3 separate regions of the Mus musculus genome follow, and all the other regions are linked to region 3. The links are chromatin loops, found by intact Hi-C in ENCODE. Cell type or tissue: left cerebral cortex. All regions are shown on one strand.

Region 1 (8,000 bases), 280 kb before region 3:
AAAGCAAACCTCCCCTCCCTTAAGTAGCATTTGTCAGTCTTTGGCACAATGACAGGAAAAGCAATGAAACAGTTGCAGAGTCAGAATCCCAGATCTCACACAAGATCTTGCAGAGGAGTCCAGTGATCCACGATACTCAACACTTGACAAACTACACAGAGTCCTACATGTACACCACAGTCATCATCTGTCAGCACCCCCCCCCCCCACACACACACACACACACAAACCCACAGGCATTCATGATGGATGCACACACAGTCCCCCAGGGGCACTGTTTAGTTGTGAACACCTACATGGACATGAACTGCAAACAGACTCTATCTAATGATCCTCCGAGAGAAGCTAAGCCTTGTTGTGTTCAGGATGACTTAAGGATGTAGCTTCAGATCCTATTTTCAACACCTAATGCTGGGAAAGGCAGCAGATAGCAGATAAGATTCCTTGCTCCTTAGATCAGAGAAAATCCCTGAATTCAGGCTCTGGACTGAGAAATTCCCCAATCAAGAATTTGCCCTTGCCTCCCTCCAGCCAACCCTGCTTCCAGATCTAATATTCAAACATGCATATCAGGATGCCTGGAAGACTTCACCTTCTGTTTAGGGCTTTCTACTGTCTTACCCGCATTCACGCGACCGGCCAGGAAGAACGCAGCAAACCAGAATCTTCTGCGGCAAAACTTTATTGCTTACATCTTCAGGAGCAAGAGTGCAAGAGAGCAAGAGCTCTATTGCTTACATCTTTAGGAGCCAGAGCACAAGAGCACAAGAGAGCAAGAGCCAGAGCAAGAGCAAGAGCAAGAGAGCAAATGGCGAAACCCCGTCCCTTTTTAAGGAGAATTATTCTCCACCTAGGACGTATTACTCCCTGATTGGCTGCAGCCCATCGGCCGAGTTGTCGTCACGGGGAAGGCAGAGCACATGGGGTGGAAAACTACCCTTGGCACATGCGCAGATTATTTGTTTACCACTTAGAACACAGGATGTCAGTGCCATCTTGCAACGGCGAATGTGAGGGCGGCTTCCTACACTACTGAGCTGAAATACCTGTTCTCCTAGGTAGGTACTAGGAGCACATTCCTTGATCTTTTTCTCGTGAGGAGCCATTGTATCCAATGACCATTGTGTTTTGATTGCTCACAGTTTGAAGGATAGATGGTTCATGTGAAAACTAAAGCCAAACAAGCTTTGATTACACATGGTCATATTTACAGAAAAGCTTGGACAACAAAGTACAGAGAGGCATTCTCAAAAGTGCACACCTTTCTCTCCACACATTAGGACCCAGGTCTAATGCTGCAACTTATGACAACTACCAGACCCAACCCATCAGCCCTGACACACCGCCATCGCTAGGAAACTGAGGCTTTAGCTGAGTGAATGGGAAATCGCAAAATCCACAGAACTGGTGGTTAGTGAGTGCTCACACTGACATCTCAAGATGGCCAGTGACCAGGAAGCACCAACTTCTTCAGTTTCTCTCTCAATGGCAAGTGTCTTAGTCCATCTTCAATTGCTCCAATTGAGTGCCTGGAGTGTGTAAGTAAAATCGTTTTCTGGCTAGAGGATCCCAACAGCAGGTATCCTGTAGATGGTTCACCCGTCCCCCTGCCCCCTTGACCTCCCAACCTTGGCAGAGAATTGGCTCATGTGCTTGTAGGGAATCAAGAGATGAATGAGCTGGAGCTCCTCTTTTATAAGAGCACAAAGACCCCCCCCACACACACACACACTTACAAGGCAACATTAAGCCCTTCTGGGAGTAAAGACAGCATGACCTGACCCTCCCCATGTGGAAGTGTGGCGGTTTGTATAAGAACAACACCTATAGCCTCATATACTTGAATGCTTAGTCATGAGGGAATGGTACTCTTTGAGAAGGATTAGGAGCTGTGAACTTGTTAGAGGAAGTGTGTCACTGGGGGTGGGCTTTGGGGTTTTAAATGTTCAAGGAGTTTCAGTGGCTCTCTCTTCCTGTTGCCTGTGGATCCAGATGTGGCACTCTCAGCTACTTCTCCAGTGCCATGTCTGCTTGTGTGGCCGTGGTGTCTCTCACAACAAAAGAACACTGACTAAGACAGGAGGTGTCTCAAAGACTCCATCACCTGGATGCCACCACAGTGGGACATGAAACTGGAGAACAAATTACATGAAAACTCCAGTGACAAGGAAGCACAGTCAAGGTAAAGGAAAGTCTGCCACTCGTATTCCAGGTTTTCAAACCTTTTCCAACTTGTCTTTAATGATGATGCGTGAGCTGCTGGAGTGGAAGGCTTTGTTTCCTTCCTAAACCTTGGATGTGACGATCGTCATTATTAACTTGTGGGTACACTGAGAACAAAAGTACCCTGGCAGTGATGGGAAGTCCTTACTCTGCTGGAAAGCTTCTCAGGGTGTTTTCTCTGGGCTAAAAGCAGAGGCTACCTTCAGCACTGGCTCGCCCCTCTCCTTCAGATGCACATTGGAGGACTTGACATCACTCCACAGAGAAATGAGGAGAATAGGGAAGGGTGTATGACTTGGCAGAGAGAAAAGATAAAAAGAAACAGAGACAGCACTTTGAAAAAGAGAGGGACAGCAATGTTGAGGAGAAGAGACTAGGAAAGAGAATCGACAGGGAAATAGACTGGAATAATTGCTTATGAGATCAAAGAAATTGAAAAAAATGTCATAATGTGCTCAGGTGTGTGTGTGTGTGTGTGTGTGTGTGTGTGTGTGTGTGTGTGCGCACACACACACACACACATTCAAATATGCCTAAGGATGGGAGAGGTGGTGGGAAAAGAAAAGGATATGAGCCACCTTTTGGAGGTAAGTGAACTACTGATCCTCATCAAAGATGCTTCTCTTTATAATAAATGGACAACATCACAGACAACCACAGCTGGACAAAATAGAGAGATTAACAACTCATGGAGCACCCAGACACAGCTGGTCTTTCTACATTATAGCTCCTGCATCTATAACTCAGTGAACACCCCAGAAGAGAAGAGAGAAAGATAATAAAACCAGAATACCAGGAAGCCAGCTGTGAAGCCTCCTAGAAATGACTGTCTAAACAAGACCAGAGCAATTGGAATTGTCTATGGACATGTTAACATGGGGAGAAAAAATTGTGGGTTATCACCCTTAGACAAACAAGCAACTAATGACTACTAGGAGAGGGGAAATAGCCTCTCCCAGGGATTGAGACCCTTATTGGCTGTCTAATTTATACTGGACAACCTTAAAAACATATACACACAAACAACAAAACAGACACCGGAAGTCATATTTATTCACACATACACATGCACACTCACGCACGTACACATGCACACACGCATGACAAATGCAAAGAAAAAGGGGCTATCAACTTGAGACACGGTAAGACATGGGAAGATCTTAAGGGAGGAAGCTGGGAAGGTCTGGAGAGAAGAAAGTAAGGAGGGAAATTATGTCATCCTATTTCAGCTTAATGTATTGGAAAATAACAAAAATTAAATATTACATTTTAAAAATGTGCAAATGAAGAGAGAAATTACAGATGCTGTATGCAAGTGTGTATGAAAGCAGGATAGGAAGGGAGATGAATAGACAGACAGACAGACAGATGAGAGGAACTTGTTAGTCATAGAGCAAGCATAATCAATAAGTATCAAATCCCTTCAAATTGATTCAATGCATGATCAATTTCCCAAAGCCACTTCAAAAAAATGATTTATCTGGGATCATTACAAAATTCACATAATTAGAAAAAAAATCTATTTCTTTTAAAATTTATAGTTTACTGAAACTTGTATGGAAACATCTTTGGAGATGTCACTGCCCTTTTGATTGGTTTTCATTTCATATTACTAAATAATATTTAAATAGGTAGTTATTCTAGATATTTCTTGTCAAGTTCTCCTATTTTTTAACTTATTTTTCTCAGCTCTGGTCTGCTAGAGCAGACAAAAAATGACCCTCTTTAGGGTAAAGGGAGAGGGAGTCTGAATACATCTGAGAGGAAGTAGAAAGAGGAGAGGTGGGGGAGTGGACAACAGGCAGCTTGAATTCGGGATCAAGGGTGTGGTGGTTTGAATGAGAATGCCCCACCACCACCACCATAGGCTAACAGATTTCAATGCTTGGTCACCAGGAAGTGGCACCATTTGAGAGGATTAGGAAGTGTGACCTTGTTGGAAGAAGTATGTCACTAGGAGTGTGCTTCTGGGTTTCAAAAGCCCAAGCCAGGCATAGTGCCCCTCTCTTCTTGCTGCTTCCAGATCAGGAAATTCCACTCTCAGCTACTTCTCCAACACCAGATCTGTGTGCACACTGCCATGCTCCCTGCCACGACAATAATGAATTAAGCCTCTGAAACAGTAAGCAAGCCCCAGTTAAATGCTTTCTTTCTTTTACAGGAGTTGCTATGGTCATGGTGTCTCTTTACAGCAATAGAGCACTGAGTAAGACAGAAGACCAGGCAGGAAGAATCGTAAACTTTATAGATCGGAAAAGTAACACATTTAGATAGAGTATTTAACAATTGATTATTTAGGAAAATGTTCAGACAAGGCTTTTGTTTCTGTAAAAGTTTCATGCAACAATGAATGATCTATTGTCAGTTTCTGGGGGATGGGATACAAAACTGGAAGTATAAACAAGAGCATTTGTGGTCCAGGGTGGTTATAACAGGATACCCAAACATCTCTGCTGGCACAGTGTCCTAAGCAGTGTGAAGGTTCCAGAAGTGGATCTAAATCAAGTATGCCTGTAGGAGGTGTTATCTCCAGAAACCCCAAAAGATGAGTAGGTGGGAGATGGAGGAAGGCAGGGACAGCTGCCATAGTTCAAAACGAGAATTCAAACATTTCCATTCCAGAAATGACTAAGCCTGTTGGAAAGGTAATCCAGGATCCTGGATGCTGCTTGGGTATCCAGCACAGACTGACTGGAGATTGGGTGCTCAGTGAGTACCAGAGATGGGGAAAGGCATTCTCACATCCCACTCGGAGTTCACGCTCTGGCCAGTTTCCCAAATAAAGTAGATATGAAAGCCTCTGAGAAGGACAGAGGCCCAGAAGGAGAGCATGCTGGGAAGAAAGTTAATCTCCTGGGCATAGGTGTGACAGCCCATGGTGTGTGTGCACATGCAGAATTAAGTGAAATGCCTTGAAAGAAACCAGAGGAATAGCAAGTGGGAACCAGGACAGTATCCAGTCACATGATGGTAAGATTCCTTACAAAGAATGGCATGGACCAAGGTGGAAGAAGAGACTTTACAATGACTGGAATAGAGTAGAAAATGTGGGAACAACCTAACAGGCCATGTTTGGGGGCAGAAGCTTTGACAGTACAACCATATTAAGACAAAATTGGATACAAAGGGGCGAAGTGCAGGGCTCAAAGGTGTGGCACCCAGGTCACCATGTTCTGGAGTCCAGTTGGGTGAGTTTGACTTTAAGGATCATTCATTCAGTAGTCCCTGGCTCTTGTCTCCAATAAAAGGAAGGATGAGCCCAGAGCAGAGAAGGCAGAAGAGACCGAGAATGCTTCTGGCTCACTAGACAGGCTTTGGAAATTTACAAGCAAGAGAAAAGAAAGTTTTATATGCTTCTGCATGCTTTGACCTTTCTGGAAAATTCTAGTGCTGCCATAAGGCTCAACTTTTTGAAAATGAACAGCCACCTTTCAGAGCATGACTGAAGTCCATAGTGCCATTTGCCAGTAAGTCCTGCCCTTTTGCTATGTAGAAGCCTGCGTATCTCAGCCTGGAATGAAATTGAACGGATTAGTTTAGCTTGCTAAACCTTGGTTCACAAGATTGTGCATTTGAATTTTATAATATGGAAAATTAATTTCTTAAGTTATTAGGACAGAAAATTCAATAGAATTAATTCTCCTGGCTCAAAAAATAATCAGAGGTCACCATGGCAACACACATCAATGGAGCAACACACCATGGATGAAGCACCTCCCAAGTTTGGCTATTTATTCAGCACCTCTCTCTTCTCTGGCCCTGGTAGCATTTAGAAGGGTGACCAAGGCACCTGGGGCTCTGTTGCTGCTGAGTCTGGGTTCAAGGAGAGTCAAGATGAAGCTGACATGGCAGCTGTCCTGCCTGAGGTAGGCCCACATTCCTAGGGACCAAGAAGGGAAGGGTTGGTGGAAATAAAAACCATGCTCAAATTCATAAGATGAGTGTGGGAATGAAGCAGCCGTGGCAGGATTCAGGTCATTTACTTCATGCTAAATGTAACTTCTTGGAAATGAGAGAAAAATCGGCTCACACACACTAAGGGGGTTTCAAGGTTGAGTAGTCCTAGCTGACAGAAGTGAGGACACTGATCCCCTTTCCCACTTGATTTTTCTCTGCACTGGGCTAAGACAAAAGAGGATTTTTGGGAGGGGGGGCTGATTCTGTTTTCATGAGAAACAGGGTGATTGACAGCATCCACTCTACAGCAGCCAAGGTTGAATGCAAGTCTGCCACTATCTAACCTTAGAAGACATTTCTCTGAGCTTTGATTAAACTATCTGCAAAATAGTGTGTGGGGGTGCGTGGGGTATGGGGGTTGTTATGTGTGTGCATGTATGTGTGCGAATATTAGTTCTTTTGAGTGGAATGAAAAATAGTTAACAAAATATTAACAAAGCTCCAGGCAAATGATAGGGCATTCCTTTCTCTATACAGAAGAATATAAACAGACAGGGCACGCATGTGGATCTCTCAGACTTTTGATCTAAGGAATAAAAAACAATTCAGATAAGTCAATTCAAGGCAAAGAGGGTGTGCTAGGGTTTGGTTAAGGTCGGGGGAGTACCTTTCAAGCCCCAGGTATTAAGCACTTGATCTTCAGTGTAGCTAGCAGTGGGAAGCAAGACATTTAAGAGCAAAGTTTCGTGGGAGGTCTCCAGTCAATTGGAGGAAGAGGGAGGGGATCCCAATTTTTCTTGTCCTGTCATGGCAAGACCTCCACAGAGCTGAGCTAGTGCTGCCATCACATCTTTGAGGCTACAGAATCTGTAATTCAGTCCATTTCTTCACAAAGTGGTCCATATCAGATGCTGGAGGTCATGAGTTTGGGACCAGCCATAGCAACAAGGATAGATCCCATTGCAAGAGAAACAAATTTTTAAAAAAGCGAAAATAAAACAAGTAATAAAAGCAGGCTGTTTGAGATATTAGAATGCAGACGAGAGAGTAATATAGCAGCAGCCCGTGCTTTTTCCCTTTACATGTAATTTACATATAAATTAAAGAATACCGGCATATTTTTATAGTATTATAAGCTATGTTTTGGAGTTATTCACGATGCACAGAGAAGGAAAGGAAGAGAAGGATGTGGAGTCTGTTGACTCCTAGGCACACTTAGACTCAGCAAAGGAATGCTTGAACGAAACAGTGCCCTGTGAACATAGACTGGCCAGGCTCAGAAACATGGTGGCAAGGTGACATGTCCACTTGGGCTGGCATGGGAGAGCCCTTCAGGGAATATGGAGAGAAAGTAATGAGACTCCCAAACACCTACTTCAAATCAGTAGCTATAGGTGACTCCAGAACAGTCACAAAGTCTATCATCTGGACGTAGCGGATGTTTGTTTGTTTGTTTGTTTGTTTGTTTATGAACCAAACAATTCTTAGAGTGGATGCATTGCATAGGAGCAGGAGAATTTTAGACTCTTTGCCCCCAGACAGGCTTATTTCTGTACATCTTCTATCACCATGTTGCAGGATTTCTGTTCTGACCAGTCTGGCTTCCAATGGGTGGGACACACAGGGTTGGAACTGATGTAGTCTCCACCCACAGTGCTCTGGATTCTTCTTCTGCACCATTTAGATCTAAATAAACTAAGCCAAGGACCTCCTGAGACTCTTCTCCTGGCTCTTTCTTTTGACTTGGTTATCAACAGATGGGCAGGTAGATTTGGGGATGCTCTAGGGGTTTGGATTCATTTTTCTTACACAGTCTCTTTGTGTGGTGTATCTTGATCCTGATAGAAAATAGAATTCTACTCAGTTGCTTCAAACCGTTA
Region 2 (8,000 bases), 370 kb before region 3:
TAAAATGGAAGACATTCTCTTTCTTTCCAGCCAGCTCTCATGTTTTTAAGCCCCTTCTTTAAGTAGGTACTGTACAGCCACACCTTGCGTCCTCCACCTCTCTGCTGTCAGGTCTATATCACCACCTCCTTCATCTCCCACAGCTCCTAGGCTGCTGCTTTTATCCAACTCTGAAACAGCCCTTCCTTCCCTGGCTCTGTATTGTTCTCCTTTCATTTGAGAGGCACCCTGTTAGTTGCTACATTGTTAAAATGATTGACTGGATATCAAAAGGGAAGAGTCCCATCTCATGAACTTCAGAATTCCCGTCTACAGTGGCATATCTGCTCTGTGCACATTTCAATTGTCATTGTTAAAGGATTATTTAGGATGTCAGAGACATTATGGCTAGGTAGAATGTGGCTTGTGCCTAAGGTTCTCTGTCCGAGGTGCTGAAACAAGAACCCACAGAGCATCCTCACTTAATTCCCTTTGACAGGGAGGACAGAGATCCTCATTCAAAGATGTGCTTGATAGACTGCCTCTCACTCCAAAGCTTTTGAATTGCATTGCCTGGGATTCATGCCTCACTCATGCTACTTAGATCCAGAGTCTGTTCTGCTTCTTTGCTCCTGTTTTGAGCTCTCAAAGCTCTTCCTGTAGCTGCATTGATGCTCTGGAAAAGAACATGGCTTCTGAGTCCACAGTCTCTCCATTACTAACAAGTGGTATGACCCTGGGGGAAGTTACTTAACTTCCAAGTGTCTCAGAAAATTAGAATAAATGGGAATGATAACATGCCAAATCTATAGTCTCTGTGTGGGTTAAATGAATTAGTGTATGCAAAAATGCTTAGCAAACTGTCCACCACATATCAAGGTTTACGAGTTAGTCTTTGAACTCTTTCTACACCAAATAATGTATAACCAATTTATCTCCCTAGTTACTATACTAGAATCATTTCTGAAGTCCATAATAATGGCTTCTACACATGCCATTCATTGAGTGGCAGACATTGTACTAGTCACTGTGATATGTAGATACAGATATAGCCAAGTTTCCCACACAATAGACTTATAAGGTATAGGTGATTATTTCCTTATATTTCAGGTAAAGCTTGAGATGGTAATTTAAAACTTTGAACTCTTAAGCATTTTAGTTGGAAGGTTGCTTTTAAATGCATAAAGCAAAATAAAACCTAAAAATATGTCTTCATGAAAAAAAAAGAAGACAAGAAAAACAAATTTTAGTGATCTGATCCAAGGGGAACTTTTAACCACAGGCACAGTTGGGCCATATGATTCAGCTATGTTGTCTGCAATCTGCCTATTTTTCTCACCTTTTACCCATCAAGCTTGTACAAAAACAGACTCACTTCATACTGTGGCAAAATAAGAGAAAATCTCATTTCTTCCTTTTTATAATTTCTTAATCCCTTGTGAATTTCTCTCCTCACTTGTGTGCTTAGTCAAAGATGTTCTTCTTCATTTATTTTTTTTTCTTGTCATGTATGTGTGTGTGTGGTTCTGTGGTGAGAAGTTGATATGTGTGCATATGCGCACATGCAGACACATCCATGTATGCACCTGGGTGTGGAAGTCAGAAGAAAACAGATGTCATTCCCCAGCTGCTGCCCATTTTGTCTTTTCTTATTTATTTTATTTTATTTATTTATTTATTTATTTATTTATTTATTTATTTACGAGACAGACTCTCATTGTTTAGTATATAGTGCTGGACTGCCTCTGTCTCCCAAGTCTTGGGATTAAAGATATGTGCTACCACACCTAGGTTCCACCTTGTGTTTTGAGACAATCCCCCACAGGCTGGACTGGCTGGCTGGAAATTTCTCCTTCTCAGACACTGGAAGTATATACACATATCACCACATTTTTTTTCAAAAGTGGGTTCTGGACATTGAAATCAGGTCCTTATGCTTACAAGATGAACACGTTACTGACTGAGCCATCTCCCCAGCCCAGAAGCTGTTTCTCCATGCAGCTTTTTGCCTTGTAGCTGAGCCTGTTTCATTCCTATGATTTCATTAAATTCATAATAATATTGTTTGGGTTCTCAATTTGTGCTGAACTCTGCACTACCTTTTCATTTCATTCTGTTGTATTTATTATCACAACTTTGAGTCTAATATCATTGAAATCTTGTTCTAATTAGTGTTATTCTACAGCTGGATGTGTCCCTCATACAGTTCTGTGAGGCTTTCTTTCCAACAAGCTGCTCGCCTGTCTCTTGTGAACTGTGCTTTGTGCTGTCTCTTTTTTATTGTTTAATTGAATCAGGAACTTTCCGGCGATGAAGACATTCATGAGAACTCTGTTCATGCTGATCACAGATTGTCTTTTCCATGCCTTTAATTCCAAGCACTATTGATCTGTGTGTGCTTAGATATCAATATATGTGAGTGAACATGCAGATGTGTGTACATGTGTACGTGTTTGTGTATGTGTCTGTCTACGTCTCTCTCTCTCTCCCTCTCTCTCCCTGTGTGCATGTGCTTGTGCGTGTGCGTGTGCGTGTGTGTGTGTGTGTGTGTGTGTGTGTGTGTGTGTGTGTGGTTTGCACCTTTTAGTCTTTAATGCTCACATCTCTCTGATGAGCAAAATGAGACTATAGAACACTAGGCTGCCTTCTTCTTCTGCCCCTGGTAATGCAATGGCTTTGCTCTGTCCTTCACTCTCACTGTGATGCGCTGCTCAGTACCAGCCTCAAACAACAGAGTCAGTCCATCCATTACAGAATGAAACCTCCAAAACAAGTAACCCAAATAAGCTGTTCACCTCTGTAAGTGAATTATCTCAGGCATTTCATCACAGTGACAGCTGACAGCACACAGCCAGTTCCCCCACACAGAAGTCAGTGTGCGGTGGTACAGAGGAAAAGCTCGCCTGCACAGAACTACTTTGCTCAGGGTTGTCTCCTGATCCTGTGCTGCTGCTTCTTGATTTCCCATCCCCTTCTCTCTGTGTCTTCTCTCTTACATTAAAGTCCAGGATATACATCTCTCCTCTTAGCTGAAGGTATATTTCAATGACCAGAGAAAATTAAGTCACACTGTGGATATTAGACCGAATGAGGCCTAAGGGTTTAACAAAGAAAGCACAATCTTATTGGTTCTAGATTTATAGATATTCTATACCCTCCAGTGATCAGTTTCCTGATGTGCTGAGAACATCTTACTGACTCTCTTCTCCTTGTGCCCTAGGTCTTTTCTTAACTCTTCCAGGTTAGGAAATCATGCTGTGCTTTTATAGAATATTCTTTGTTATTTCAGTACCATCACTTAGAGCTAGTAACATTATGTTGTACCATTTTTTATCACACAGTTGCTACTAGCAATAACTTTGTTATTGTTTTTATTAATTTCATGAGTTTCATGGGAAAATACAGGTCTGATATTCAATGAAACTGTGGTTTCCCCACACAGACATACTACTAACTCCCTTATCTAAAAGGAAACTGATGTTCTGAGAGTTTGTTTTTCTTTAAAACTCTTAGCAATTCAATCACAGAAGAAGAGAAACTCTGCTCCTTAATTCTGCTTCTTGAAAATGTTTGCAGTGGCCTGTACCCCTCACTTTCCACTTCTGCTAAAACTAGAACAGCAAGAATAAAGCTCCAATATGAAGAAGGACAACTGGGCCAACCAGCATGGTTACTGGTGATTCATGCTTTTGTGGGTCCAGCCACTGAGCACTTCATTGTTTTATTTAGTGTCTCCTAAAAGCTAAGTAGTCTGCAAAGTGCTAGAACAAAATGGGGGAGGAGCTAAGAAAGACAAAATTTTCACTTGTATGGAGCTTTGTAGTCCACAGCAAGGATGAAAGGGCCCCAGGTAACTGTTAAAAGTAGCACATTTCAGTTACCATAAGCTCTGTGTGTTGGGCACCAGTATCAAACTCAAGGTCTTGTACATGCTAAGCCTGCATTCTACCACTGAGTTATTCCACAACCTTGCTGCCTTCAATTACCACAAGTCCTGTGAGACGCCAAGCAAGATGGATGAGAAAGCCTACATGGGGCTGAGGGGCACTCCACATCATGAGGACAGGAAGAGTCACTGAGGACAGACACAGAGGAGGAGGGAGTGCCAGTGTTGTCAAGCATGGAAAGGAGAAAGGTTTGGAGGCATAAGGAGTTTAAGATCCAAAGTTTTGAGTTATAAGACAATGTGAAGAGGTCGAAGATCTAACCAGAGATCTTCTGTGGCTGCACTGTAGAGATTTAAAAAAAGAGAACCAGCAAGAGATGTGGTCTCTGAGTGGTTGGCAGAGGCCAGACTGTGCAAGATGAAAGTGCCATTTTCACTGGTCTTGACTGAATATCAGGCACATTGGTGGCTTCCTGAAGGAGAGGCAGATTTTCTTTATATGATATTTTAGATGCTAGAGGTAGTGGCATTGACACTAAATGACCATTGCATTCTGTCTCAGGGGTGACATGTGGGTAAAGTACTCATGGATGAGAGGAGCTAGGGAAGGAAGCTGATGCAACTCTTAAGTCTAGGTGCCCACCCAGCTCTGTCAGAGACTCCCCCAACTGTTCCTGCTTTCTGTCTGAACATTGGGTAAGAATCTCCTTTTCATTTCCCCAGTTACATCTCACTTGCCTGTATCTTCCCACTTTGCAGGATGAATGTAAAGGTTAATTCTACATCTGTAACTTTGGGACAGGTTTCTTCCTGGCTGCCAACCCCTCTGATGATTCGTCTTGGCTGTTGTGTAATAGAGTGTCACTTCTTCCCACTCTCTCTTTGAAACCAGCCTATTTAAAGAAAGATGATTTGGGGTTAGAGTCAATAAAATCAGGTGCAAAGCAATTCCTCAGTGTGTTCGGTCCTCAGAAGATGGGCTAGGTAGCTGGGAGGCTATTTTTGCTGATAAGTGTATGCTTGTCAGCAGTGCAAGTCAGAAGATGCTCTACTTGTGCATGTACAATAGCCTGTGTGTTACATAAAGAAGTTGCTTGTATGGTCTTTGTGGAAATCATTTTCTTAGACCTCCTAGGAGGAATGCAGTCCCTGCCCATCATGAGCTCCATCTATTTGAAAGACTGTCAGCCTTCTGAGACTCATGTTCTCCAACTGTGAGCAGATCAGAAGTTACAGAGCCCTCTCAACTTTGTGACCTCCCTCCCAGATATCAGGACACCTTCATCATTTCCTGTGTTTCTATCAGTCACTTGTATCTGACATTATGGGCTTGTCAGAGACACTCATTCTGGAGATGGACCATCCAGACTGCAGTCTTGGTTTGTGTTTGGCTTGCTGTGCAGACTCGGACAGCTCACTCTTATGTGTCTTACCTCTATTACTGTTACTATATTCTTGTCCTTTCTTCTACTTTTCTCTGAGAATCCAAGATCGGTTAGCCACACTGGTTTGATATCCACAGAGCATCTGTCGGGCACTGGAAGAAAATTAGAGGGGGTGGGGTGGGGAGCAAGCATGATCAGAGGGACAGAGCAGGAAGCGTGACCTTGATTAATAGCAGCCCTCTTCAGAAGTGCTTAATTCAGCCCCTGAGAGAGGTATATACCCTGAAGACCCCAACACCATGACACAAAACCTCCCATTAGGCCTCCCTATTCATCAGACAAAATCTTGATATGGACTTTGGAGGATAAAAACCATGCTAAAGCAATAGCACAGCTCATTTTTGAAGATAGAGGAAGACTGCTAGCATTTATGAAGTCAGGAGGTCTTTGATTCATGCTCTTGTGAGTGCCTATGAATGGAAAAATAATAATAAGAAATTGGTATTTGTTAAATTGTGTTTGGGGGACTCCATGATATAAGCATGCTTTCTGAAGCCTTCTTTTACTGCAGATTATTAGCGCATTAGGAGGAGCCACTGAAGAAGTCCTAAGAAGTTGGAAAGATGCTGTGTCACACAGCTACAGATGTACAACACTTTAAAGATGTTGGATAATATCAGGTAAAATAGGTATACTAGTGCTAACAGCACAGCAATACAGAAACAAGGACTGAAAGAAAGGAACAGACACCAACATACCCACTTCAGTTACTTATCATGAGAGTTTTAGATGGCGGAGATTTCCTGATGGCTGTTTCCTATGCAGTTCACACTACACACTCAATGGGACAATACAATTGGAAAGCTCCTACCATATGAAAAAAATATATGAAAGCAGCATGATTTAATGTAGAATTTTACACCAATTTTATTTTCTATACAATAAGTCATCTTTATTCTATCATATTAAAAAGAAACTCACTCTAACAATTAAATATTATTTCTAACTACTGATCTGAAAAAGTAGAAATCTGAGCACAAGTGCATCTGTTCTCCGTTGCAGATGAATGACATCACTTGATTTAACCTTCTAACTTTAGCATCACCAGGGCGAGCAGATATTCACAGACTCTGCTGTACATCACTGTAAAAAAAAAAATCAGAAACCATGAACCATGTGTATGTAGACATGAGCTAAGAGAGAGAAAAAAAAACTCACATATTTCCAGTAAAACTGACTATAAAAGGAAAATCCATTTTTATTTTATGGCTCTTCACCTCCTTTATAGTGACTGTGTTCACAGTGATACAAATACAAATGTGAGGAATGGAGTTGAGCTTCATTAAGATTCTTAGAATGCACCATGTCCTGGGCAGCATATCCTCCCTCCCGCCTGCTTTCCTGGAGGCGGGACTCATACCCTCTCCAGAGCTGCACTGGTAGGATGTGTTTCTTCTAGACTTTCCATCCTGAAATAGTAAATGACTCACAGTGGGGGTGATATGTGGAAGTAGACAGCCTTAGGATGCTGAATGTAAAGATAGCTCTGTAGGAAATGGAGGAGGACCAGTGACCTGGACTGTGTTACAGTTAGTCAGGCTCAACATTCATCTTGTGCACAGTGGGCATGTGTTCCAGCTTTCTTTAGAAAATATAGGCCATTTAAATGTAACTGGAACCATCTCGTGTGTGTGTGTGTGTGTGTGTGTGTGTGTGTGTGTGTGTGTGTGTGTGTGTATGTGTGTGTGACTAAGAACACAGATGGATGGAGAGGGAATTCATATCTGAGGTGCTACTGGCAACTGATAGCTGTTGTGGGAGAGAGCGTTTTCTTCAGGGATGTGGACCACGAGAGGCTGTCTATGTTCCAGTAGATATTTCTATACTCATGCATATCCAAGGTACAGTATATGAACTTAGTGGGGTGTTTTTTGAAATTGATTAGGTTTTTACTTTACATCCAGATTGGAGCTTCCCTTCCCTCCTCTCCTCCCACTCCCTCCCTCTCATCTCCCCTCCCGCTCATACACCTGTTCTCCTCACAAGAGGGGAGACCTCCCATGGATATCAAACAGCCAGTGGAATATCAAGTTGCAGTAAGACAAGGTGCATCTTCTTCTCTTGAGGCTAGATGAGTCAGCCCAGTTAGGGGAAAGGGATGCGAAGGCAGGCAATGTAGTTAAAGACAACTCCTGCTCTGGCTTTAAGGAGTCACAGATGAAGACCCAGCTGCACACTCGTTTCAGTGCAGAGGCCCTAGGTTCATCCCATGCATGCTCTCTGGTTGCCAGTTCACTCTATATGGGTGCCTATGGGACCAAGGTATTGATTTTGTAGGTTTTCTTGTGGTGTCCTTGAACCCTCTTGCTCCTTTGATCTTTCCTCCTGCCCCCCACCCCCGCTGGATTCTCCAAGCTCCATTTAGTGGTTTGCTGTGGGTCTCTGCATCAGTTTCTATCAGTTCCTAAATGAAGCCTCTCTGATGACAGTAATGTTAGGCTTCTGTCTGTAAGTATAGCAGAATAACATTAAGAGTGTCTGGGGTGGATACCCTCTCATGGCCTGGGACTCAAGCTGGGCCACTCATTAATTAGGCCTTCCCTCAAATTCTGCTCCTTCCTTTACCTGGGAACATGTTGTAGGCAGGACTAATTGTGAGTTTAAAGTTTTGTGGCTGGGCAGGTGACCCAGTCCCTCTGTTAGAACTCTTGCCAGGTTATAGGTGATGGCTGATTCAGGCTCGATATCTC
Region 3 (8,000 bases):
ATGCACACACACCACACACCAACACACACACAGCAACACACACGCACACACTCGACTTTGACCTCACCTTCCTTCTTGCACCACTCCAAAGCACACTGGCCTCTGTTTTGCCTCTCAAACATAGTCATAAAGATTGTTCCCATCACTTCATAGATTGATCAATTGTTTTGATTGATTATACTATTCCATATTAGCATGTAAGAGCCCTGAACACATTCTGGCTAGAGGCAAGGTTTCTTCCCCTTCCCTTACTTCCCCATTGCTTTTGTTGGTTTCTCCTTTTCATGAGAACATCAGTCCCATACGACTAGGCATCCCTGATTACCGGAAAACCTAATCCTAGACAGCACCCAGGGCTGTGCTTTCCCTACCCTGACAGTCTTACTGAGTCCTCACTCACAGCACCTAGCACTCTGAGCATTAGCGCCTGCACACTCAAGCCTGGAACTCTCCATACTCTCCCACATAACCTACCCCTCCCACATCCCAGCAGTTAGAACATCGACCACTCAAGCAATGATACCTGATCCTAGGTTATGTTGTAATGCCATAGCACAGTACTGAAGACTGGGCAATTTATAAAGACAAGAAAATGATTTTTTTGTCATTGTTTTGGAGACTAGGATGTTCAAGGTTGAGGTGCCAGCACCTGGCAAGAGCCTTGCTGTTGTAACAATCCATGGAGAGCAATCAGAAGGACAGATGAACAAGAGGTGGGATTCATACCCCTAAGCCCCACCTTGGTGTTGGTCCTCTTCTAAGGGCAGAAGCCCCCATGGCTTAGTCACCTCTCTAATGTCATCCCCTGGTACTTGCACTGAGGAGTCAGTTTCCAACACAGGCTTTGTGCTGGGAGACAGCACACCCACCTCTTTTCACAGAGAGAATGATTTCCCCTAGGAAGCTGAAATGCCTTTCTGTGGGATGCTTCCAACCCCCTACCCATGGTCCTCTTCATCCCAGGATCTGGAAGCATGCAAGTACCCAGATGGACGAGTCTCCGAGAGACGGTCGTGCCTGGTGCAGCTTCACACAGGGAAGCTGACACCACGTCTTCAAACATTTTTAATTGCCCTGTCAAGCTGACAATTATAGAACTAATTATTGAGGAGACAATACCAGATACACTGACTGAATCAAGCGTCAACTGAGTTTTTATGTAATTATGCAATTTAATGAATTGAAGGCTACAGTAATGGACTATTGCTGGTTAATTAGGGACTCCCTTTCTGCTAATAATGCCATTTATTTTCGACTCTCGGTATTTATTTTCAGCATCTAAAGCCTTGGACACGTCTTCCTCTGACACTGACATGTTGAGTGGTTTTCTGAGGGCTTGGCTAACAATTGTGTTATTTATAGGCAGCCATCTTCTTCCATTCTCTGGCTGAAGAACTCCAACTGGTTTCTGTTTTATTGCATGCATCTCATTTAGTCCCTGTGCCTAATTATCCTGCTACTGGGTGAAGTGCTCGTGTTTTTCTTTCTGTGTTGAGGCAAAAAGAAAAGTAAGGGATTGTGGCAGAAGATCATTGGCCTGCATCGTATCAAGGTTAACCCTCATTCCTTTGCAGCTGTGGGTTTCTCTGTGTGGTGCTGGGGATGGAACCCAGGGCCTCTTGCGTGCTAGACAACTGCTTTACCACTGAGCCACAGCCCTAGCACTGGAGTCTGTTTTCATTTCTTACCATCTTCTTGATTTCTTGCCTAGCGTGTTGTGTTCTCAAACTGTAGAGAAACAGCTTTTAGTCAGTCTGGGCCCAGGGGTGGGGTGAGGATAGGGCGTTTTCATGTGAAGATGCTTTGGGCTGTCCCGGTGAGGACATTGCTAATCACGGCTGATGAGTGGAAACCTGGATGTGGCAAAACATAAAGTCACACACAGGATGCCAGGCACAGGCTCAACTTGCCCAGGAACTTGTCAATTATCTCGTCAACGTGTCTGAAGATGAGAAACTCTGGCACAGAGTATCAATAACCATGAAGTAAGTTGATTTTCACCAGCCCAGCTTTAAGGAGGAAAACAAATATTTCACAACATCTAAAACATGATGGAACTGTCAAAAGTATGTGAAGCCAACGACATAAATTGTGAAACATGAGTCACAGGGATGTTTGCTCTTCAGCAGTTAAAATATTTGGAAAGAATTGAAAAAAACTTATAATGACTGTTCCCTGTGCAAAGCCAGTCTCTAGTGTCCAAACCTGGTTGCTCCAAGTGGGTCTTAGACAAAGCTGATCATTGGTGGAGGACATGGGAGAACAATGGTCAAGGTTTTGTTACGCCAAGTTTCTCCGCTGTGGTTGTGAGCCTAGCCTTTAAAGGCTGAGTCATCTCTCCAGCCCAAATTTCCCCCTTTGTAAGATTCAATTATGCCAGCTTTCCAGGAGGACATTTTTGTGGGTCTAGTACCCCATTTCTCACTTGTTTTCTGTCAGTTGATAGGACTGGGCATGGGGTTTATAGAAACCATGATCTGGCTGATCTTTGAGGCTGTTCTCTGGCACCATTGAGTAGTCGTGTGGGTCTGAGGGATCTCAGAGCTAACCCATGACTGCTGATGAACATCTGTGAAGACTAAACCTGGAGCTTGGAATGGTAACATCAAGACACTGATAAATCTATCTTGGCCGTCTCAAAGAAGAAGTTACTCCAAGATGGGCAATCACCAAAGGGAAGGGAGAAGGAAGAACAGGGTGGAGAAGGAGGCTCATCATTCCTACCCAGGTCCCACATCATTGCTCCTAAGCACCCTCTTTTCTCTGCTCTTTTTCCTTGGAAGACTGTCCTCTCTTCCCCTGCTACCATGTTTAAGCAGAGGACTCTCAACTTCATATCCTCAGGCCAGCGAGACACTTCCAATTACATGCCCCAATAACTCTACAAAATGTACCTGCTCACAGCTGTGTCTCCTGCTACCCAGCCCTCCCTTTTAGTCCTTGGACTATTGTTACTGCTGATGCCTTGCTTGTATCCCTCCCATCTACATCCCTGCCCTCTTTCCTCACTCCTCCACATACTCTGTCCCTCAGACCATACCTATACCTTCCTTCTGCCATGCTTCCACAATTGCTCAAATGCTGCATCCATCCCCTTTTCCCAGATCTATGCCCCCAGAGACCCCCAGAGATCTGAGGGGCCTCTTCTTTCATGCTCTCAGCACCCTACTCTCCATTAAAATAGTTTACTTTGGTTGCTGCTATAGTGTCTCAAGTTTTTTCAAAGACTTATTTATTTATAAATATGGGTGCTCTGTCTTCCTGAGGACATCAGATCCTGCTATATAGATGGTTCTGAACCACTGTGTGATGCTGGGAATTGAACTCAGGATCTCTGGAAGAGCAGCTAGTGTTTTTAACCTCTGAACCATCTTTCTGATCCCACCACTCATCTTCTCGTGTGTCACCTTTACCAATCATCCTCTATGCTCATGGTTTGTCCTTAAAGTGAGATATTATTAACTCCTTCCTGCGGATGAGGGAATTAAGGTTAGACAGCCCGGGTCTGTGGTTCAAATGAGAGGAGACAAAACAAAAAATAACAAGAAACATACAAACAAACAAAACAAAAAACAAAACAACCAGTCCCATCAGAATGGGAATCTGATTCTGCCGTGCTGGCCACAAAGCCTTATTACTGAGTGAGTTGCTGGCACACCATCTGTCCTGCCTCCCACACCAGAAAAATAGTTCCTTGAAGATGGAATATATATCTTTATGTTGGTGTCCCCAGTAGCCAGAGATGGCATCTGAGCATCAAGGAATGTTTGACTGGCTTAATGAGTAAGAGGGCACTTGGAATCTCACTCCTCTTTTGGAGCATTAAGAACTTTTTTTTTCCGTAAAGGATGGGGCTGAGACTCCATCAACACTCAGATGCTATTATGCTGAAACTCTAACGAGCTCCCTCCAGCTCATAAACTCCAAAAAATAAGTGACTCATCTGTTTCTGTCCTTGCACCAGTCGTTTCCCATCTAGAAAGAGCTCGATCATGCACCGCTTGCATTGTCCAAGGAGAGATGCCAAGTGAACCAAGCTTAAGGAAATCATTTTCTCTGCCTTCATTGCTTTCCGTGTCAGACATCTCAGTCAATGAATAAATGACACAAAGAGTTGCAGGTAACCCAGCCCTCCTTCTCCTCACAGCAGCTCCTGCTTAAAGTGTGTGTGTGTGTGTGTGTGTGTGTGTGTGTGTGTGTGTGTGTGTGTGTAAAGAAAAAAAGGAAAACTTTATGACAAAGGCAGGAGAGAAGCAAAGTTGGCAAATCCGACTAGATTGGCAGTTTCTCCTCCAACATTGGACTCAAAGTTGGTCTAATTAGCTGAGCTGAGACTAGAAAAGAGATTCCTGCAGGGCTTGCTCCCTCTCGGAACTCTGTGGTAGCAAACCATCTGGAAGACTATGGCAGTCGCAGGATGTTTAATGAACTAAGTGGATCTAGGTACAAGGCATCCCCGGATGCAGCAGTGCTGGCCACTGAGAAGTGGGAAACTGGGGTGGGTGGAGTATGGACAGTAGAGCACTCTATATGACAGAAACAACTCAGGGGAGGAAAGAGCCCTTCAGCTCACATCTCCAGAGGGTTTCATGATGGCAGGGGAGGCCTGGCAAGTAAAGTGTGTGACAGCAGCAGTTCCCACTGCAGCAGGCCAGGAAGCAGAGAGGGTGATGAGAATTAGAGTCCTCACAACACCTTCAGAGGTCAGAGTGTTCCCATCATCCTGTGGAAAGCTTCCTTTAATGTCATGGACAAAGACCACGACAAGTGACTTACTTATATGCCAGTCGGATCTGACCTCCTGAATGTCCCACAGCCTCCCAACAGAGTGTCATCTGCTAGAGAACACCCGTTTCAACCAGGAGCCAGAGGGAGACATTTCAGATTCAAACTATAACTAATAAGTCCTTTCCTAGGGCGTCTTCCCCCCGGACACACACAGTGGTGGTCACTACACACAACCCCTGATGTCCTGTCATGCTCAGCCCTGCCTACAGTGGCCCAGGTTCACACTACCTTCAGTAAGAAGGGATAGAAGCAGCAGAGAACCAGGTGGCAGGTACCAATCAAAGTTTGATAGGTGGGAAGATGACAATTTCTATTTGTCCATAGCAAACCTTGAACAAATGGCTAAAAAAAGCAATAAACGAAATTATCTATCCTAGAGAGAAGGAAGCTGTGAGAACCCATAGGGAATTTAAGACCCAAAAGCACCTGGGTGGAAGAGCACACCCGCAGTGCAGGTCCAGTGGACAAGTGAGGGGGTAGGGGAGAAAAGGAGATGTGCACAACTCCAGAGTGCAAAGGAAAACCAGGCACAATGTAAGGTCCAGCACCTATAGAGGACCCAGATTCAACCGGAGTCAGGTGGCCCAGGGGACTCTGGAGATCCCAGCACAGGTCTCAGCTAAAGGAGCAGCTGCCAGCCAGCCACAGCCCACCATTGCCACATATTGCTCCAGTCTCAACACTGCAAGGTCTTCCACTGTTCCAAGAGAAGCCAGAAACCCAGAGCGTGCGTTAAATCCCACACAGCTGAAGTGTTGGCACTACTTCCACATATTTTAAGATACTTTACAGACGAAACGAGACTGTCTGACGGCTAAATGTAAATGTGCAGCCTCCTTGCTTGAAACGGCTGCAACACAGAGATCCTCTGGTGGGACAGCATGACGGCTCCATGGTGACAGTGTGACAACAGTAATTTCAAACATGATCTCCTCTGGCTACCAAGAATTTCACTGTATAGGAAACTGGAGAGTGTCTTAGAATATAAATACAGATACATAGATAGAAAGATAGATGACAGGTAGGTGACAGAGAATGAAAGAAAAGCAAGCAAGAAAGAAACAAAGAAATAAAGAAGGAAGATGAGTGGATAGACAGATGACAGGTAGATGATAGAAAGACAGATAGGTTGATGGATAGATAGATAGATAGATAGATAGATAGATAGATAGATAGATAGATAGATTAATAACAAATGCAAATATCAGGGGATTCCAAAAGGCTCTGCTCATCCCCTCACTCATCACAATCCTAGGCACCTATCAGTCTCCATGGAGCAACCTGTAAGCAATGGCCACTGGAAGAGGGCAGGTGGTTGCTCTCACCCCTGGCCTTTGTGTTGAGGTCACTAAGATGTTCTCCACAGTCTCCCAGAGTCCCTTGATATGCAGGTCTCTGCTCACCCCCTCTTGATTATTGGTGCATCCTTCACTAGCTTCCCTGCTTCTCTACCTCATAACGCCAGTTCTCCATCAAGCTCTCTAGAATCACCTCCCAGATGAACGCTATGACACCTCTCCTGCACCATGCTCTGCCCCTTGGAAAACCAAACCCAGGCAGTAGATGTCCCAGCACAAGAACTGAATTTCTGAGGCAATGATGGTGGATGTGGAGGGTGTTCTGAAAACAAGGAATGGGCACCACACAAGTTGTTCAGGAGATCCTGAAAACAAACTCTGGGCTTTAACAAATCTTCCAGAATCAATCAATCTGTCTCTCTCTGTCTCTCTGTCTCTGTGTGTGTGTGTGTGTATCTCTTTATCTATATCTCTCTATGCCCTCTATGTGTCTCTTCATGTATCTCTCTTATCTTCCTGTATCAACATCTCCTTCAATATCTCTCTTCTCCTCTTCCTTCTCCTCCTCTTCCTCCTCTTCGTCTTCCTCCTTCTTCTCTCACTCCCTCCCTACCTCCTTTCCTCCCCCTTCAACACTCTTCTGAGTCATTGGCCTGTACTATAAATAAATAAGTTTTTCTATTCTCTAGCAAGGAGTTAATGATATGTAAATGAAGCCCTGGGTATATATAGGAAGACCATGCACAAAAGGACCTGAAGCAGTTCCCTTCATAGAGGTTCAAACACTACTTGTGCAGACACCCTATCCTCAGTGTGGTGAACTCTGAGGAGCCTCTTCTATGCTGAGGTTCATCTCTCTTGAGTCACCTTTGTCACTTTGCCATTTACCTGAATACAACTGATCCACAAAGAATTTTTTAAAAATCCCCAGCAAGCCAGAATTTCCACCATGAATCCACACTCTCCTCTACAAGTATGAAAGCAGCCGTGCTTACATACACTGTTATGGAAATGTATGTCAGTGTAACACTACAGCAGGTTCAAGGGTGTACAACATCTGCTTTCATGGAACTGCTATACAGAACAGGCAAGGACATGCTACTACAGCACTGCTCATGAATGTAATAGTATATAGCAACCAATACCCACTACATGTCCAAGTTTAGTATATCCATGTGTATCCTCTATGGTAATTCTGTGAGTACAAATATTGTACATCCTTAAATCCCACTTTAGTGTTACATTGGTGTGTGTTTCTGTAACAGTGTATGTAAATATGGACATTTACCTACAATGTGTTTGGACATGCTTTTAAATGTGTGTGTGTATCATCTATTATCTATCATCTATCATTTATCTATCTCCCTACCTATCTCTCTATCTATCTCTATCTATCTATCTATCTATCTATCTATCTATCTATCTATCTATCTATCTATCTATTATCTGTATATTTGTCATCTATCTCTCTCCCTTCTCTCCCTGATCCCTCCTCTGAGTCACTGGCATTTCATTCTATCTTCCAAGATTTCTTCCTCTGCTCTATGTCAATGAATGAACGATACACAAATGGCATGTGGCAGCATGCCACCTCATTCACCATGCACCCATTCCAGAGCAGAGCCTGACCCATGGACATGCTACCCAACCGATGCTTAGAGGTTCTGCACTTGCCACACCTTCTACCTCACACCCAGCAGAGGGAAAGCTCCAGGATGAACTTCTTTCTAAGGACTGAGAACAGGAGGGGCACCCAGCATCGGACAGAAGCGATTCTGCAAACAGGCCTGGGGAAGGGATTGATGATAACTTTTCTGGGGGCCAGGAAAGAAGGCAGTTTCCCATTTCCAAATACTCGAGAAAGTATTCTCAGAAGGCTGGAGACCTTCCTCCTCCCTCCTTTGTCCACCCTCC

The links. Hi-C counts contacts between places; a loop is a spot of excess contacts. Peaks named below come from ENCODE experiments on the same cell type or tissue, not always from the same donor. Only the 100,000 strongest peaks of a DNase experiment are listed, where the experiment ranks them.
Region 1: a loop joins it to region 3, with 6 times the contacts of the local background. A loop is called at or near these places in 2 of 42 quality-filtered maps.
Region 2: a loop joins it to region 3, with 4 times the contacts of the local background. A loop is called at or near these places in 2 of 42 quality-filtered maps.

Annotation. Positions count from the first base shown.
Region 1 is chr7:124,831,899-124,839,898 of GRCm38, forward strand. No RefSeq gene overlaps it. Among named protein-coding and RNA genes, the nearest start is that of 3100003L05Rik, 130 kb to the left of the region's middle. In left cerebral cortex, a CTCF peak has its summit at 4,730; DNase peaks (open chromatin) are centred at 4,803 and 7,765; H3K27ac peaks cover 238 bases.
Region 2 is chr7:124,741,856-124,749,855 of GRCm38, forward strand. No RefSeq gene overlaps it. Among named protein-coding and RNA genes, the nearest start is that of 3100003L05Rik, 37 kb to the left of the region's middle. In left cerebral cortex, no CTCF peak of the experiment used is centred here; DNase peaks (open chromatin) are centred at 3,676, 4,684, 6,717 and 7,333; H3K27ac peaks cover 2,434 bases.
Region 3 is chr7:125,111,845-125,119,844 of GRCm38, forward strand. No RefSeq gene overlaps it. Among named protein-coding and RNA genes, the nearest start is that of Gm30501, 95 kb to the right of the region's middle. In left cerebral cortex, no CTCF peak of the experiment used is centred here; DNase peaks (open chromatin) are centred at 924, 3,717, 3,932 and 5,534.